Linked DNA regions of Homo sapiens: region 1 is linked to region 2. The links are chromatin contacts, found by Hi-C in ENCODE. All regions are on one chromosome and are shown on one strand. The core of a region is the stretch at or near the end of the contact, and the rest is flanking DNA. Distances in the headings are between cores, read along the strand shown. Region 1 holds the start of SYNRG (synergin gamma). Region 2 holds the start of UTP6 (UTP6 small subunit processome component).

Region 1 (3,242 bases), core at 288-2,787, 5.7 Mb after region 2:
AGGAGGCAGAGGTTGCAGCGGGTCGAGATCACGCCGCCGCACTCTGGCCTGGGCAACAGAGCAAGACTTCCTCTCAAAAAAAAAAAAAAAAAAAAAAAAACAAGACAAAAGAAAAAGAAAAAACAAATAGAAGGGAATTATTACATATGTTTCTTCTCCAGCCAGAAACTGGCTTACACGAAGTATTTATTTTTTAAAAAACCCTCTAATGAAACAACGGAGAGAACAAAAGAGAAAGCAAAAAGTTTAAAAATCTAAAGTTAAAGATGTGCAGAGGAAATGAAAAATGGGGTTACACACAGGTGGTTTATTGAACAGCCACTGCTCGTTTCCTGACAAGCACCTGCAAGAGGTGATAACTTTAAGGTCCTTACACTTTTGTAGTGTTCACGACTCCGAAATTGAAACACTGCATATAAAAAAAAAACCTAACACTTCGTTTTCCAAAGACAATTTAGGATACTGAAGATGCAAAGCTACTTTTACCTCCAAATGTGTGTGCTGTTGTGTGTTGGTTAGTAAAACAAAATCAGACTAGGTCATTATAGAAGTGGAGTGAAAACTTCCTAGAATAAAATATTTCCTTAAATGATAACGAATCTGTCAGCTTGTAAAACGTACATCTCCCTTACCATTCTGGGTATAAGAACCACGGCAGTTCTTGGCTGAAATGTGGCAGAGGGCAGATTTGTTTAAGGGCTGAGTCTGGAAGCTTTGTTCTAATAAATGCGCAACTGCTGTTTAACAGTGCACTTTCTTTGTTTTTAAATGCCTTTTTAAAAAGAAGACAGACAAGTCTTAAGAGTTAGTGTACAAGACAAGAACTCTATCTCAAGACCATTACTAATTCAGAGGTCTTTAGATGTTCCTGCTGTTTGTCGCGGGTTAAGGAAATAAAGAGGACAGGACACTCTAAAAGGGGAAGAGACAAATAGTCCACACACACACCCCCCTTGGAAACAGTCCTCCAGCTTTGTGAACAGATTTTTAAAGCCCTCCCTCCAACATATCCGGTTAAGTCTAGAAAGCCCAAGGAAAGGGAAGACCCTGGTCGCTTCAGAGGCAGCTAGGACTAGGAGCGGAGTCGCGGTTCCTGATTTGCCCCGCCCCCCCCCACCCCAAGAGGACCCTCATCTTCTCTCCCCTCCCACACTGGGCGCGCGCTCGCTCCCCGCTCGATTCCAGGCGGCCGGCGCCCCCAACTGATCCCGGAACACCAGCGTCCAGCACCTGGGCTCCACACGCCCCTTTCGGCCTGGGTCCCTGGGGGATGACCCTCCTCCCGCAGCCCAGTTCCAAGGAAAAGGATCAGGGCTGGAGAAAACTGCCATAACTGCCAAGCGCCCCTCGCCGCCCCCGCGGAGGCCAGCGGGCTCCCGCCCGGCTCTTCACACCTACCCGCCTCCCCCGGCGGACCCCGCGCCAGCTCCCGCGGCCCCGCCGCCACCAGAACCAGCTCCTGGCCGCAGCGCCATCTTGCTCCCGACCTGCCGCTGCCTTCGCCGCCGCCACCTTATCAGCAGCTGTCAGCTGAACACAGCCACTTCCGGGTCAAACACCAGGCCCCACCTCGCCGCGGACCGGGCGATGGGGCGGGGCCTCGCGCCCACGTGACTCCCCCGGCCCTCGGGGAGGCGTGGCGCGCCCACGGCACGTGACCCGGCGCCGCAGGGGTCCCCCAGATTCAATTCTAGCTCTCGGGCTGGTGGGGCGGTCGCGGGCGCCTCTCCAAGGGAGCTGATTCATTGTCTGGTAGGCCCTCTGCAGGGCCCAGCTGGCGGCCCAGTGGCAAAGCGCCGTTGGTCCTCCGTTTGAAAACCATGATCGCGGTTAGTGGAAAGAGTAGGCTGAGTCCTGATTTTTAAACTATACGGTGGGTACACTGGTGTTCTTTTATTGTTACTCTTTACACACAAAGAACAGATAGGTCCTGAAGGGCCCTTTGATAGTCTCGCAGCACTGATGAGTGATCAGCTCTCCCCTCTTTCTCTGGAACTCGGTAGCTTCATGTTGGCACCTATCACAGACGCTGAAGGCATTTAAATTTTATTTTAAATCAACCAAGAGCCCAAAAACCCAACCCATATTTCGAAAAAACTCCAAGGTGTACTACTCTTGTTTGGTTCTGCCATCCTGCCACCTTACAGTCCTTTTGTTTTTCCTATTCTTGCAGGCAAGTGCAAAACAGTGGTTTTTGGAAGGCAATTCATAATTACTCTGAAGCTATTTCGGCATATTTTTTACTGATTTTTTTTTTTTTTGAGACAGGGTCTTGCTCTGTTGTCCAGGCTGGAGTGCAGTGGCATGATCATGGCTCACAGCAGCCTCAGCCTCCCTGGCTCAAGCGATCCTCTCGCCTCAGCCTCCTGAGTAGCTGGGACCACAGGCATGCACCACCACACCGGGCCAATTTTTTTTTTTTTTTTTTTTTTTTTTTTTGTAGAGATAGGATCTATGTTGCCCAGGCTAGTTTCAAACTGCTAGGCTCAAGCTATGCTCCCACCTCGGCCTCCAAGTGCCAGGGTGTGAGCCACATGCCTGGGCTGTGATTTTTTTTTTTCTTTTAATCAAACTACTGTCTGGAAGTAAAACATGAAAGTTGAGTAATTTTCTCAAGCACGTAGTTTGCTTGCTAACAAGTAATGGATTAATTAGCTTTACGTTTTCACTCTTGTCTCAAGGTTTTTACTGGGTAATAATTTGTAATAAGTTATTAGGCACAAACCACTGGTCAGGAACTGTACACGCATTTTAAAAAATCCTCAGTATCCTTAGGAGTTACAATTGGCATCTTACAGATGAGAAAATCAAGGTTAGAAACAGTTACTGTCATTTGTCCAGATCATACAGCTACAAGCAATGAGGATCAGGATTCAAATCCAGGCCAGTTTGACTCTAAAGTCCTTGCTCATTTCACCAGAGCCAGCTATTCAATTTTTATGTTTTTTCTTTTGCTGTAACTGCCTGTTCACTAATTTCACTCCTTCCCTTCCTTGTGTGAAGCTGAAATTTATGTAGCACATAGTTCCAACTGCTTTGAAGGAGCTAAATTTAGTATTAATACACTGACTAAGTTGATACAGGTTACTGTAGATACTTTAAACAGACACAATAAAGTCAAGGATCATAGATGTGACCTCAGTTTGTCCTGGAATCCTTTTTGTTCCTCTTCTTTGCCTATTGGTTTTTACATTTGCAGGATTCAACTCAGGATGTCGGCCTTCCATGACATCCCCAATCTG
Region 2 (2,979 bases), core at 389-2,888:
GAAGGCGGAGGTTGCAGTAAGCCGAGATCGCGCCACTGCCCTCTGGCCTGGCGACAGAGCAAGACTCCATCTCAAAAAAAAAAAGTATTCTCTTACACAATTACTTTTGTGTTCTTAAGGGTTCATTTTTAAACTTTCAGGAAAATCATCTTAATCAACTCCCAAAACCAATGACATTCCCACCAGCAAAGCAAATACAATTAAGAACTTTATACCATTTATGTATGGTGTTTTTTTTGTTTGTTTTTTTCTCGCTCTGTCGCCCAGGCTGGAGTGCAGTGGCATGATCTTGGCTCACTACAACCTCGGCCTCCCGAGTTCAAGCGATTCTCCTGCCTCAGACTCCCGAGTAGCTGGGACTACAGGCGCTCACCACCACGCTCAGCTAATTTTTGTATTTTTAGTAGAGACGGGGTTTCACCATATTGGCCAGGCTGGTCTCGAACTCCTGACCTCGTGATCCACCCACCTCGGCCTCCCAAAGTGCTGGGATTACAGGCGTGAGCCACAGCGCCTGGCTGGTATTAATAAAGACTTCTTTTACTCCAAGTTCAGGTCACTTAAATTTTAATAATAAATTTCTTTCCGAAATTCCTCTTATTTCTGAGTTCTCAACATGTAAATTTTTTTAAAAATCTAAATTGCGTCTGCCTTAAAAGACTTATTACTACGAAGGACTTACGGGAGAAGATTCAGAGTCCTTAGCTAAGGAATGAACATATGACAAATATATATTAGGAGAATTTAATGCAAGATGTGCAAGACAGGTGTCTTTAGTAATGGTAACATTAACCTTAACTGAGCACTTTCTAAGCGTCCACACTGCTTTGTTTTGTGTTTCATTAACGAATGCTTACTTTGAAGCTCTGAGTCACATTACTACATTCAGACGTTGCAAAACAAAGCAACAGTCACAGAAACCATTAAAAACTATTAAACATAATTTTAACACGCTACTGAATGTCTACCATGTGCCAGGCGCTGTAGTTAGGCTCTGGAGTAGCATATGAAACTGATTTCAATGGTCCCCACCTTCAAGTCTAGTTAGGAATTTATCCACTCCCCCTGGGCTCTCACAGCACTCTGTTCCCATCCCTACAGCAGTACAAGGTACTACAATCAACTTACAGTACACTGTTATCAAAATATTTAATTTGTCTGTCTCCCCCACCACACTCTGCCCAATTAGCTCCTAATGAGCAGGAATCCTGGGTTTATCACCTTTACAGCCCTAAGACCCGGCTCCATGAAGGGCTGTCAAAACGTCTGATGGGTAAGTAGACGGACGGATTACCTTGCAACGAATGAAAAATTAATTCTGGACATCACCGAAAACGAGAAATGGGCTTCCACCACGTTAGGAAAAGTAAACACAGGTCGAGCGTCCCCACATCTAGCCCCTGCCACACACTCCCAACCTCCCCTCAGGCCGCCTCAGCTCTTCCCTCTCCCCAACCCTCTCTCACTTAATCTCCGCATGACTGAACAGTCCAATGCGCTCCAGCTGTTCCAATTCCGGGAGCCGATCTTCTATGCGTTCCTGAATTATCTCTGCCATGAGGTCCGAGGTCTACAACCCCGCGGGTAGCTTCTCAACAGCGAACACGAGCAGGAAGCTCCCGGTTTCAGGTTCGGAGACCCAGCCCTACCACCGACGCGTCCGGACGTAACGTGCTCCCTAGGTCCCGCCTTTTCCGCTTCCGCCACCTCCTACTTAGGGGAAGGCCCTTCGGCTTCTACAGCCACCGTCCCCTCCCTGTGGCCGATTGTGGGATTGCAGCGAGAACCCGCCCTGGTCTTGGGCAGGACGACTCTAGCGGACAGGAGTTGAGGGGCGGGGCTAGACGGGAGGGAGGGGTTAAGTGCGCGCGCCGCTAGACTTGGACAGCCATCAGGAAAAGCGCCTCCAGGTGTAGAGAGGTGGGCTGCTCAAGCCTGAAAGGGACACGAGATGCATTTTCTTCAGAATATTGTCTCCCATCCCACGTCCTGACTTCCCAACACCAAGAACAACAACAAAAAAAAAAGCAAAGGAGGAGGATATTGTACAATTAAACATTTTTGAAAGCCGGTCGCGGTGGCTCATGCCTGTAATCCCAGCAGTTTAGGAGGCCGAGGCGGGCAGATCACCTGAAGTCAGGAGTTCGAGACCATCCTGGCTAACATGATGAAACCCCGTTTCTACTAAAAATGCAAAAAAATTAACTGGGCGTGCTGGCACGCGCCTGTAATCCCAGCTACTCGGGAGGCTGAGGCAGGAGAATCGCTTGAACCTGGGAGGCCGAGATCGCGCCATTGCACTCCAGCTTGGGCAACAAGAGTGAAACTCCGTCTCTAAATAAATAAATAAATAAAATAGAATTGTTTATTATTTAAATCAATATCCTGTCTTTGTAAGCAATAGCTTTCAAAATATATGTCCCTAGGTGAATATCAGACACTATAAATTCTTTTTAGAAAAGGAGATTTTTGTATTGAAAAGTTTGAGAATTACCAAAATAAATCACTAAGGTATAGACACCCTCCTTAAACCATTGCCCAAGCAACTTAGCATTTCTAAGAGAAACACCAGGCAACACAGCTTGGAGGCAATATTGCTGGTATAGTTAGTAAACCTCAAATGATAACTACATGGTTCAGTTCTTTTTTAGTTCTGGATATAAAAAAGCCAAAGCAGCAGTTCTTGCTAAATCTGCTTATTTCAACATTCACATTAGCACCTGGATCCTGTGTGTGATTTATGAAAGGAGAATGGGCTCAGCAAAACCATGTTCCACCTCTGTGCCTTGCATTTCTTTCTTTCCTTTCACATTTTACCCACTCATCTCAGAACTGAGACGAGGGTTGGCTTGTGCTACACCATTTCTTGAATCCTTCAGCTGTAAGACATGTCAGAAGTGGAAGGAAATCACGAATGTAAGACAAAGATAGAATTTATTTGTAAAAGTAAAATCTCTGGGGCTGTGTTAACAGTAAGAG

Evidence for each region. A loop is a pair of places that touch in the nucleus more often than their neighbours do. Pooled maps may share reads with other maps.
Region 1: a loop to region 2 is called in a map of gastrocnemius medialis, with 15 times the contacts of the local background. The contact joins the promoter of SYNRG here to the promoter of UTP6 in region 2. A Hi-C loop is called at or near these places in 2 of 168 maps with a recorded cell type or tissue (gastrocnemius medialis and naive thymus-derived CD4-positive, alpha-beta T cell) and 5 of 50 pooled maps.

What each region holds. Positions count from the first base shown.
Region 1 is chr17:37,607,881-37,611,122 of GRCh38, forward strand. It overlaps SYNRG (synergin gamma), which reads right to left and starts at 1,538. Exons shown (of 22, transcript NM_007247.6): 1 at 1,399-1,538. The coding sequence starts at 1,475. It overlaps DDX52 (DExD-box helicase 52), which reads right to left. Exons shown (of 15, transcript NM_007010.5): 15 at 1,859-3,242.
Region 2 is chr17:31,900,070-31,903,048 of GRCh38, forward strand. UTP6 (UTP6 small subunit processome component) reads right to left here and starts at 1,639. Exons shown (of 19, transcript NM_018428.3): 1 at 1,467-1,639. The coding sequence starts at 1,558. RefSeq lists enhancers at 1,114-1,263, 1,307-1,898, 1,584-1,633.